Regions from separate parts of the Mus musculus genome. Here region 2 is linked to region 1. Evidence: chromatin contacts called from ENCODE Hi-C or POLR2A ChIA-PET data. All regions are on one chromosome and are shown on one strand. Each heading gives the region's core, a stretch centred on a gene start or an enhancer-like site at or near the end of the contact. The rest is flanking DNA. Distances are from core to core; before and after follow the strand shown.

The links. Hi-C counts contacts between places; a loop is a spot of excess contacts on that map. ChIA-PET counts read pairs that join two places held with the same protein, here RNA polymerase II (POLR2A).
Region 2: a map of T-helper 2 cell shows a loop between it and region 1 (2.6-fold over the local background). The contact joins the promoter of 1810037I17Rik here to the promoter of Pde5a in region 1. A Hi-C loop is called at or near these places in 1 of 37 maps with a recorded cell type or tissue (T-helper 2 cell). POLR2A ChIA-PET finds 5 or more read pairs at or near these places in 1 of 5 experiments (Patski).

What each region holds. Positions count from the first base shown.
Region 1 is chr3:122,725,142-122,731,372 of GRCm38, reverse strand. Pde5a (phosphodiesterase 5A, cGMP-specific) reads right to left here and starts at 2,215. Exons shown (of 21, transcript NM_153422.2): 1 at 2,006-2,215. The coding sequence starts at 2,127.
Region 2 is chr3:122,921,171-122,927,401 of GRCm38, reverse strand. 1810037I17Rik (RIKEN cDNA 1810037I17 gene) reads right to left here and starts at 3,005. Exons shown (of 2, transcript NM_024461.2): 1 at 2,746-3,005; 2 at 1,208-1,923. The coding sequence starts at 2,942. The coding sequence ends at 1,923. It overlaps 4933405D12Rik (RIKEN cDNA 4933405D12 gene), which reads left to right and starts at 3,286. Exons shown (of 6, transcript NR_046036.1): 1 at 3,286-3,339.

The sequences.
Region 1 (6,231 bases), core at 966-3,465:
GTAAGCTATCCATAGTTTGTCTTTAAAGCGGAGAGGGTAAAACAAAGAACGGGTCATTTTTGCTGTATTTTTAGCTTTCAACTGTTAACAACAGCCCATCTAAAGAACATCTCCAAAGCATACTTTAAAACTCAGCCCTGCTCTCTGGCCCCTCCCCATTTTCTGTGCTCTAATTCAAAGGGAGCAGAGGATGGGAGTGTACAGTGAAAGGACACGGGAGACAGAAGGTCTCAAGAGTAACTAGTGACCCCTGGAAACTGGTGGTTCCCAGCAAGATAATTCTAGGTCGAGATGGTCTGTCTTGGTGCTTCGGCTCAAACTTCCTGTAATGTTTTAAAAAGAAACCGCTCTACTTTCTGTGTTATCATCCGATCCCTCTATGCTCAGAATTTGATGGGGAAAGGCTTAATAATGGGGGTGGGAGGTGAAAGGAGGGCTGGGTACTTAGAGTATATCTGGGCTGGAGAGAGCGCTCAGCCATGAAAGGCTAGACTCACAAGCAAAACGCCAAAACTGTCCAGAAGAGGCTCCGTGAGAAAAGAGAGAAAACTGACCCCCATGTAGTATCTCCGTGAAAAAGCAAGGTGAGACAAAGTCATACTGCCCGTCTATCGGGCGGCTTCATCTCCCGCAGGTGTGAGGGGTGCCCCCGCCAGCCGCTAACCCCCGCAGCCCTTCCCCAGACAAAGTGGCCAGCGGGATGTTGAAGGAAGTACCTCGTTTTGTCTCCAAAGGGCAACATAGCAAAGGTGGGGCGCTCGTTTGCGAACTCCTCGGATGGTGGACTCGGGAGACTCTGGGGGCCGACGGAGTTCCGTGAGTGCCCGACCGGCTCCCCTACTGCCCCCGCCGCCTCTTCGCTGCGGGTCGCCGGCTGCGGACCCCGCGTTGCGTCGCCCCCTGGCGGGCAGCGCCCGGCCGAGTGGCGGCCGCGCTCGGGCGAGTCCCCACCGGCTCGTCCACCATCCCCGCCCGGCGAGAGTCGCCCTCCCGGCTCGGGCGGCCAGCACCAGCTGCTCGACGGCCGTTGCCCCAAGGCGCCGGTGGCGGGGCTCCAGCCCCTTCTCCAAAGCAGAGCTGGTTAGTTCAGCCCAGATCGGCGCGCCGGAGGCAAGCGCGCGCGCGGGCTTCACGGCGACTCCTCGAGCTTCGGGGGACCCGCCCGCCACGCACTCCGCTCCACCCTCTCGTCCCTCCGCTCCACTCTCAAGTCTGCGCGAGCCCCGACTGCCCGTGCAGCAGTCGGATCCTAAAGGACAGGCTCCCTTCTCCACGCCCTCCGCAGCGGCCTCCCGGCGTTTGGCTCGAGACCAGGAAGAACTGGCCTCTGGGGTGCTCCGGGTCCCCGGGTCCCCGAGTCCGCCCGGGCCGCCTCCCTCCCGCCCTTTGTGTGCGCGCCGCAAAGCTCCGCGAAAATCCTCCTTGCGGCGACGCAGCCAGAAGAGGGATGACCAGAGGACTATTGGGGGACCAAAGGCGACAGTCCTCACTGGGGGCGACCCGGGCAAGCTGCGGCACCCAGGCTTCCCGGTGGCCTGGTCCAGACCCCCCCGGCTTCCCCGCCCCTCCAGGGTCAGAGCAAGCCGGGCAGGGGAGGAGCACGACCACAGGGACGCGCCCGCAGTGGTGCTTCCGGAGCCGCTGGGAAGGGGCTCTGGCTTGTTTTGGTTTTTGCTAAGCGGGTTTGGGAGGGAAACCGGGAGAGTAGAGGGGAGGGGAGAAGGCCCGGGAGAGTAATCTTGCTCCAGGGCCGGGTGTACGCTTTTGTTTTTAACTTCGTGGGCAAGTCCTTTCTAATCCGACGCCTCGCTTCTCAACTGTGCTCCCTTTAAGTAGAGGACTCCAGTCCGTACTGGGACCGAGAAGCTACTTCCGAAGCAAAGGGCCTGGGAACGGGGATTGTTTAATGTTGGATCGAGGGGAAAATTCAATGGTGGGGGAGAGAGATCAGCCTCAGGTCACGCTTCATGTCCCTGGCTGTGTCCTTTGTGGCTCCTCTTCTTACCTGGTGGCCTTTCTAATAAAGTAAGAGAAGGTAAAGTCCCGGTGATCATCCAGCCACGCTTCCACCCAGTCCGGGTCCCGCTGCTGCTGCGACCGCACGGAGTTGGGGCCCGCTCGTTCCATGGTGCTTGCCGCGCGTCTCTGCGGCTCGGAGGTGCCGGATTTCCACCTCTCTCTCTCAGAGGAGCAGGACAGTGTTCGAGACCCTCCCCTTTTGCCTTTATTCGTCCCTGCAGTGTCTCAGCGAAGCCACAGAGACGCGGGCCGGCCCCGGAGCTCGCTCAGCCCCGCCCCTCCAGGTCCCCGAGGTTCCCAGGTGGCGGGCGTCCTCCTTGGGGTCCCGCGGAAACCGGCTTTCTGCATCTGCCTCGGCGCTGACTGGCGAGCCCTCCGGAAGCCAAGTGGCCAAGGCTAGAAGGACTCCAGACCGCCGCTGGGGTGCGCTGTGGGCCGAGTCAGCTTCCCTCTATGCGCAAAGGTGACAGTGGGTGGATTTGCAATTCCCAACCAACCAACTCTAGGACAGAAAGATCACAGTGAGGACTCATCTACAGTCCAGAAGGCAAGAGGCAGGAGCTTCACTAGAAAGTGTGGGAAAAAGTTAACGTGATTGTTTTTCTTCGTTCTTAGTAGTACAGGGACAGCCCCACCTCACTTTTCTCCTTAAGCAACTCTTGGTGGAGAGGACCCAGAACCTATCTCCCTCACAGCAGCCCTCCCAGTGACTCCGGAAAGCACTCCAACCCTACAAGCTAGGGAGAGACATGAGGAAGAAACCGCTATGACAAACCTGCAGGTACGGGACACAGTGGCTTCCATCAAAACCACATCCGAGCTTAAGGCTAACATCAGTTGTAATCATTGATTCATACACCAAAGACCCTCCTTATGGAAGCGCAAGATTCGGTTAGACATAGGACATAAAAATGACAACCACCTGTCCTTGGCCTGTGAATTTTGAAGCTAAGACTACCTCTACACGATTCTGCTGACTTACGAACCCTAACACTAGCTACCCATGTACAACTGGGAACACCCAGTTAGCCTGATTTAAAATGAACTCATTTGTATTTAACTGGCATCGATACCTCAGAAATAGTATTGCCTTACATTGCTTATTGCTGTGATAAAATTCCATGACCAAAGCAACACATGATAAATTATATTAGATTTTAAAATGACAGTTCTCTCCTGATATGTTACTATGACATTAAATATGCTTAGCGAATAGGGAGTTTCCCCTTGTTGGTGAACCCCACCCCCACCCCATATCTACACATTCCTCCTACCAGGAAGTCACCTGATTTAAAACTGAACTCTGGGATAATAGCTAGAAATTGGGCCTTAACTGTTTGTGCCCGCTCCCTCCAAAGTTCATATTGACACTTCATTCTGGCTGAGTGGTTAAGAGTTCTTCCTTCGGGGGCTGGTGAGATGGCTCAGTGGGTAAGAGCACCCGACTGCTCTTCCGAAGGTCAGGAGTTCAAATCCCAGCAACCACATGGTGGCTCACAACCATCCATAACAAGATCTGACTCCCTCTTCTGGAGTGTCTGAGGACAGCTACAGTGTACTTACATATAATAAATAAATAAATATAAAAAAAAAAAAAAAAGAGTTCTTCCTTCACCCGACCCCCCCCCCAAGCTCCCAGGGACTAAACCACCAACCAAGGAGTACATATGAAGGGACCCATGGCTCCAGCCTCATATGTAGCAGAGGATGGCCTTGTCGGACATCAACGGAAGAAGAGGAGGCCCTTGGTCCTGTAGGCTAGGGCGAGTAGGCAGAAGTGGGTGGGTTGGGGAACAGCCTCATAGATGCAGGAGGAGGGGGAATGGGATAGGGGGCTTCGGGGGCAGGGGGTGACAATATTTGAAATGCAAATAAAGAAAATATCCAATAAAAAGAGTCCTTCCTTCTATTCCATAAGTTGGGGTTCAGTTCCAAAGCTGTCTTTGCTGGTTAAGTCATTTCTTCCCTCTCTTCTCTGCTATCTCCACTTCTACCTCCAGACCTGTGGCCAACAGCCAGCTTTGCCTGATAAATCTCTCCTCCTCTGTCCCACCAGTCTCGCCATATCCACACCCACAGGGCTAGTGCAGGACAAGGTTCCAATACCACCTTTGCTCGTTCTAGTCCAATCAAAGAATTCATGCGCCAGCTAAGTCACCCAGCCACTGCACCGGCCCAGTCTAAGACAGGACAAATTCTTACCTCAAACACAACCAAAGAAAGAAGGTCACACTCACAAGTCACATTACAAGCACAATATAAACAGCCAAGATGCTATGTGTCCCTTCGAACACAGTAGTCCTATAGAAATGTTTTCTACTAAGAATTACTTCGATGAACCTCAGAACACAACATTTAAAAGAACAATCATAAACTTTATCAAAGAATTCAAGAAAATTAAAGAAGACACAGGCGCCACATTGAACTTTGAGATAACAATAAATGCCTGAGTGACATTCAAGAAAATAGCAATATATACCTGAAAGAAATTACAAAGACAATTTAGGGTTTGAAATCAGGATTAAATAAGGAGATAGCAATATTGAAGAGAATTCCTGCTAAAGTGTAAACACAATGGAAAAAACTCAATAACCTGACTAAAGAACTCAAGAGACAGCCTTACAAACAGAATAGATTGAAGATTAGACAAAGCAATCAAAGATGGTGGAAAAAATTTCAAGTACAGAAAATGAATATGCAGAAAGTGTATAACACTAACACCATGGTAAGAGTAATTCCTTGAATTTTCATGTATAGATTAGAAAGATCATAGAAGAAAACTTTCCCATATAGAAACATCCATACAGATACAAGAAGCACACAGAACATTACATTGAAAAGACTACAAAAAAAACCCCACATCACATTATAAATAAAATGCTAAATATGCAGCACAAAAAAGATTATTGAAAACTACAAGAGAGGAAAGAAAAAAACACAAGTCACATGTAAAGAGAAAGTCACCAGAAAAGCAGCTTAATTCTCAATGGGAACTTTAAAATCCAGAAGAGTGTGGATCAATGAAATCCTAATTCTAAGAATCCTTGACTGCCAACATAGACTACTATACCCAGCAAAACTATTTGCAAGTATGGAAGAAGGAAAAAAAAAAACTGTCTTTGATACAAACAGCTTTTTAAAAATTCATGTCCACGAAAACAATTGTAGAGAGAATACTAGAAGCAATGCTTAAGACTGAAGAGAGGAATTAGCACAACCAAGCAACCACACAAAGAGAACAAAAGAAGCTATAATTAAACAGTACAAAGCAGAAGCAAACATACACACACACACACACACACACACACACACACAATCACTACAATCTACATATACCTTTCCCTGGGGTATTTTTGTTTTTTTTGGGGGGGGGGTTGTTTTGTTGCTGTTGTTGTTGTTGTTGTTGTCTAAGATAGGATCTCACTATACAACTTTGGCCTGGTCTGGCTATATAGACGCAGCTGGCCTCTAACTCATAGAGATCAACTTGCCTCTGCCTCATGAGTGCTGGGATTAAAAACACATGCCTCCACATTCAGCTACATGTCTTTTAGTAATCATTACCAATGGCCTCAACTCTTTAAACAACATACATAGGTAGCTCAATGGACTAAGAATCAAAGCGGCAAAACTCTACCAGACCCTCAAAGATCTAAAATCAATACTTCTTTAATTATTCAAGAGAACATACAGAAAGAGAGGAAGGAAGGAAGGAAGGAAGGAAGGAAGGAAGGAAGGAACAAAAGACCATACCCCAACTTTTTCTACAAGGGAATACTCAAATGCCAAAACCAGGTAAAGACAGAGCAGCAATAGCAGAGCCCTACAGGCCAATATTTCTGATGAGTATAGAGGCAAAACTCCTCAATAAACACGAGCAAGCAGAATACAGGCATCTATCAAGGAGGGCATCCAGCACCAAGTCAGTCCTGTCCCAGAAGAGACACAGGGATGGCTCAACATACATGGACTTAAAGAGCCAAGTGTGAGTTCTCATAACTACAGCCATCTGATATTTGACCAGGAAATGCCAAAAATATACACTGGAAGAAAGATAGAATATTCAGCAAGTAGTATGCAAAAATCCACATACAGAAAAATGAAATTATTCCTGGATCTGTATCACATTGCATTAAAATTAACTCCAAAGACCTCAGTTTGAAACCTAAGGTGGTGCATCACTAAAACTGCTAGAAGAAAATATAAGAAAAG
Region 2 (6,231 bases), core at 1,756-4,255, 200 kb before region 1:
CTCCCTAACAAGTTCCTCCAAGACTTAAGCCAATTCAAATGCAACCATCAGAAGCTACTTCATGTTTAGAAACCAACTGTGAATTTACTAAGGAACTTACCAGCTTACTTTTTGCTTTGATGAGAACAAATTTGCAGCTTGCCTTGAAAAGCCCATTTATTTCTAGTTTACTAAAAAAAAAACATTCTCAGTTATCTATAGGAGTTGGAGCCTGCATGCTGTTCCTTTGTGGCAATTATAATTGTGTATTAACTGGACTTGAGTTCTTTGGAAAGAGCACTATTATAGAGAGAAATTATCACAAGAAATTGTCTTACACAAACCTCAGAAATCCATCATCTATCTATTTATCTATCTGTCTGTCTGTCTGTCTATCTGTCTATCTATGTCTATCCATCTACTGTAGGCTTGAAGCCTAGGGAAGTTTGAGTTCTAGTCCAAACCTCAGGGACTGGCCAGAGTCTGAGAACTCAGATCTGCAAGTACTGATGTCCGCGCAGAGCCCATTCCTGGAAGTAGCTGAAAGGCTGGCAACCTGGGCAACGGGGAAAGTAATGAAAAGGGCTGGAGTAGAGTTTATTAAATATAGCTGTACAGCTTCAGTGGACTTGAGAGGAATGAGAAACACTTTCAAGGGAGCTATTCTAAGGGGAGGGGTACACCACAGAGGCATTAAGGCAGTGGGTCATTGTCCCAGCTGGGGCCCATTTTGGTTAACTCCAAGGTCAGAATAGCCCTGCTTGGAGGCAGAGCTGTTCTCTGAGCCGGCTTGTCCCGCAGAGCCTACTCTGCTGTTGTGTTCTGAGGCCAGACTCCCTCAGCACAGCCTTCACTCGTCTCAGGATGGTATCCACACAAATAGATGTTCCAGCAGAGACATCTGCCTTCTCATCCATGTTCTAAAAGGGGTGGGGTGGGGTGACTGGTCTCACATCAGGGAGGCTTCCTTTACTATTTTCCCAGCATATCAGCTCCTATTCCTGAAACACAGACAGACCCAGGAATAATGTTTTGCCATCTGTCATGGATCCCTTAGCCCAAAGTGACCCAAAAATTCACCATCATACTAAGGTCTCCATCCTAGAAATGTCCAGTTAGCTGACAGCTGTGGTGGGCTGGCCTGGGGCTCAAGAGAATAAAGTACTTGTGTGACCTAATGGCAAGCTATTAACCTCCCCACTCTACCACCAGAGAATCTGACACAGTGTGAAACTAAATTCAGTGATTAAACATTTATTAGAGAAAATTAGTAAGCAGGTCCCAGAGTGTGGTGAACTCAAGAGTCACCTCGGCCCTGTGTGCTAATACGCATACTTCAGTTACACCTTGCACAAAAATTACCCAAGCAAATGCAACAGTATCTTAAGACAACTGTAAACAGTTCACCAAATAGTGTGAATTATAAGGGAGAAGAACACCCCCTCTGAGTATTTTAGACAGTTCTCATATACTGAATAGCACTAAAACCAACAGTAAAGAATTTCTAATCACCCAGGTCTTAAGATGACAAGGAACAGCTTCCAAAATGTTTCTAGTAGCTGCTTTGGGACTGTGGCCTTTCTGAGTAAGTGCTACCTATTCAACTCTAGATAATTATTTTATAATAGCATAGTTTTAAAACAATATTTGAGAAAGTAAGCTTCACAAAGATAACTTTTTTTTTTTACATACATTTATTTCCCATAAGTACTTAAGTTACAGACATTATTAAAAATATATATTATCTATCATTTAGCTACAATCATTACTTCAACCATGAAAAACAGGTTTTAAACATATGATAGTACTTTAGTGAGGTCAAGGGCTGAAGAAAAGGTTAGATAGAGGTGCCGAAGTCAGCTGCTGGAGTCCTCTTCATTCAAGAGTCTATAGTCGTTTTCAAGATTCACTCCAGAAGCCCCATTCTTGACTCAGCAAACCGGTCTGTAAAAACCAAATACTTGTTTCCTTCATCTGCTTATTTTGACATTTAGTGGGACGCTGAACATAGATACTGCTAGCCTATCCCTACATAATTTACACTATTGATAAGGAAAACTAAAGGCCTACATTATTAAGTCATGAATTTTCTACCCAGAGGTGAAAATGAGATCATTAAAAATAACTAAATAATAAATCACTGTTCTTGAAATGTCTATACCAAAATGACTTAACGAGTTTTTATCAAAAAACTGTTTATCTTTTCAAACCCCCCCCCCATTCTCTGCCTTCTAATTTGCCACAAAACCGAAAAAATGAGAGCCAAAGAAACCCAAGATACTCCATTCTTTGACAGATGTAGGACTGGGGATACTCTGGAAGATAATACGCGTTTATCTGCATAAGTTATGGACAAGTTAAGTTTACAAGGCTTGCTTTGGGCTAAGCATTTTAAGCAGGCGCACAACACTCAAATCACTTTAGATATAATCACATTTAACCTGTCATGCTCTATTTTTTATTACTTACGATATTTATTTACTTTTATTTTTATTAGTTTTTAGTAATTATTTTTTATTATTTACGATAGATCTAATTATGGGTATAGGTTTCTAACACTTAACAGTTCGTTTGTGGTGATGAAACAGACAAATATGGGAAGTCAAGTTTTCTCCACACTCCTCTTGCCACTGGGGTGTCAAGGAAATCCATTTTCGCTCTTCCAACTCCGCCATCTCTAGCTGCCGTCCCTCCCTCCCTCTCCGAGAAGACTGAAGCAGCCGCCAGCTTCCTAAGCTCTTCAACTCTGCAACTCAGGATACTCACCAGGGCAAGAGGTACACGAAGACGAACAAGGCCAGGTCGAAAAGGATGAAGAGCCAGAGATCCAGCCAGTAGGAGTGTTTCGGAAGCCCGTTCATCCCGGACTGAGGTGCCTCATCTTGGTTCCTCCTTCCAGCTTCGAACGAGCCCCTCCGTTCCCGGACACCGTCGGTACCAGACGCCGCCTGGCTCACCTCCATCTCCGCGTCGTTTCACTTCCGCGCAACTGAGACCAAACCTGAAGACCGCTTCGCGCCCAGTCTAGCAACCAATTCCGGGTAACCCCGCCAATCGACTAGGCGCCCCGCCCCCGCCGCCGCGCCCCGCCCCGCCCCCGCGTCCCCGCCTTCCGGACTGCGCAGGCGTCCTCCCTTTCTAGGAATTCGCCTTCTTCGGCATTCCCGGGAACGCGCAGACTCCGCTGGGCCGGCTGCTCTTGGCGCAGGCGCTCTGTTCCACCACCCCTCCTCGCCCCCCGAACTTGGCGAAGGTGTCTGCCCCGCCTCCCCGACCGCACGCATGCGCTCTGTGCCCCGCCCCGTTGCTTCCTGGTGGGGTGTCCCCTTGCGGTGTTCAGAGGTGGTTTCTAAGGTGCAGGTGAGCTCTCTCACGTAGCTCAAACGCTGCCTTGCAGGGTGCATTACTGGTTCTCCCGGTTTCTGGGATGAAAACTGTCTCAACTCCTTTTCTCTGAGATGATGCCAGAACTTCAGGAACCGCCTCAAAGGATTCCAGCCTTGCCCACCCACAAAAGTAGTCTTTTTATAAACATGAGCGTGTGGGGGGATGTTTTTCTTTCTTCCTCCCTTCTTCCTTCCTTCCTTCCTTCCTTCCTTCCTTCCTTCCTTTCCTTCCTTCCTTCCTTCCTTCCTTCCTTCCCTTCCTTCCTTCCTTCCTCCCTCCCTCCCTCCCTCCCTCCCTCCCTCTCTCTCTTTCTTTCTTTCTTCCTTCCTTTTAAAAAACTAGATCGTGAGATTCTCTGATAATAACTTTGGAGACGACAACATTGTGTGACAATGTAAAAAGGTTGGCAGACCCCGTAGAATCATCTCTCCAATACACGTAAACTTTTTGGTTTCTTACATGTTTGGGAAGTGTGTACAGTTTGAGAACTTTGGATGATTTTGTACAGACTTGAGCGATTTGCTCATAATTTTTGAAACAGTTTTGATGAGGTGGACGTTGTAAGGGTCCATGATTCGCTGAAGAATGATACTCCAGACTCAAGTAGTTTGTAAACACACAGAGTGTTTTATTTTGTCGAAGTCCAGCATGCTGGAGTCTCCCATTACCAAGTATGCTCGCTGCACATTGGGGGAATTCTCGGATAGATGGGCTTTGTCTTACTCTTATCTCGGGCATTCCAGAAGCATAACCTTGGTGTGGTGGCTAGAAACTTGCCTGAGGAATCCTGGGGTAGGTGGCCTTATCTACTCTCTCTTAAGGACATTCTGAAACTATTGCCTGGGTGTGAGGGCTGAAAACCCATTGTCCTTGCTTCAGGCCAGGTTGGGTTTTTTTTTTTTGGGGGGGGGGGGGTCGTTTCTGATGGTAGGGCACTTTCTGACTAGCTGCCTGAAGCCTAGGATTTTAGGCCTAATCCCAGGAACTGCCAATTAGAAGTCTGTCATGGAATTAGCCTGTCTCAATTACAGTCACGAATTTTCAGAAGGCTCAGATAAGGTAAAGCGTGGAATTTACATAGGTATTTCATGGGAGTATTTTAATAAGCCACTCAACTCTATGTCAGAATATCCTGTAACCATTAGATAAAAACCTGTTGGAGTCTACTAACTTAGCAGCCCACTAACTTATACCAACCAAGTAGCCCTGATAGCATCGTGGGCTTACAGAAGAGCTTTCTCCTTTCCTAAATCAGCCTTTCTAAAGTACCCACCAGTGTATTTTGGGCTTGCCTTGTTTTATTACTTTCTTGGTTCTGTGAAGCAATTTTAAAAACTTCACGAAACTGTTTCCATGTGGGAATATGGAATTGGGTAACAGATATAGATCTGTGTCCCCATGGCCATTCAGGGTGGCTCCTGAATAAACTGTCTCTTTCTTTTAAGATGAGAGCTGTAGTTTTTGCATGGACAATACGAAAGTTGGTTATGGATTTAGAAAATTAGGGAACAAAAATAACAAATTATCTAAGGTTACTAAAATAACCAAAAAGTGAACTTTAATTTCAATATCTTAATGCTATTGTTGTGTCAGCTAGCTAACTGGGCTTCAGTTCACTAGTAGGTCATACAGACAAAGATAGCATGCAGCTGTAAAGAAGAACACTGTATCCTTTGCCTTGCAGGTTGCAAGAATGAGAGCCATTTCCTGGGGATTAATCAGATTGTGTGTTAAGGTTCAAAGCTCTCCACACAAACCACTTAGACTCCAGTCTCAGTTAAGCAAGAATAGTTTATTGAACACACACCCCGAAGACTGATTGATCAGGGTTGAAGCCTCCGCTCGGGAGCTAAGACTGGACCTTGAACATACAAGGGCCAGCTTATAATGGAAAAAGAAAAACAGTAAACACATACACAGCATGGCAGGGAGGTTGGCTCTGACTCGGGCTCTTTTGGCTGTCTAGACAGAACCGTTCTGACTGACCTTTGTTCTGGTTCGTCCTAAGCTTTGTTCTGATTGGAGCTTATGATTGTAGAATTTCTTAAGATTTCAAAAAAAAATCTTAAGAAAATACAGAACGTTGCATGGTATGTGGGCAGCATGACCCTGCTCTGAGCTATGCTATTTTTCTGCATCAATAACTGGCAGGCATGGGACAAAAAGGCTAGGGCTATGCTGGGGGAGCAGGCTTCAGCAGCTTGCTGTAGACAGATTTCTCTCCCTTTGTGGGTTAGAAGTTCCCTGCATCGAATTAACATTGAGTGTTTACAATACTTAAGAAAAATAAATGGAACTGTTGATTCTTTCAGAGGTAGATCATATGTCCACTGGCAAGGTAAGACCACTTTCTAATTATTGAAATAGGACTGAGAAAACTTGAATTTATTAAAATGGAAGTAGCCTGACATCAGGGGAAAAAAAAGACTCTGAAATGTTTCCAAGTACCCCTGGTCCTGAGTTGCGTTTCCTGCCTGTGGAGGTGTTGGTTTCCTTGATCTATCCAGGGAGGATAGGGCATGCCTGGGCGCTAAGTGAGTGGTACCCGTGTGGAAGCATTGTTTCTGTGGGGATAGTAATTACTGCAGATAGACAGGGGCATTTATGTTGAATTCAGTTGACGGATCCTGCACTTCAGACTTAACTGGCCTGCTTCTTGAGTACTCCTCATAATAGCAATGAATGTAGAGTGTGTTGCTAAAGGAATGCTGTGCCACTTGGTTAAAAGCTTAGTAAGACGAGGACTGGCTTAGCTGGTAAAGACATTTGCTGCCAAGTTTGAGGCCCTGCATTCAACCCCCATGACTCCCAAGGTGGAAGGAGAGAACTGATTCCCACATGTCCTCCCTTGCACGAGCATGCATG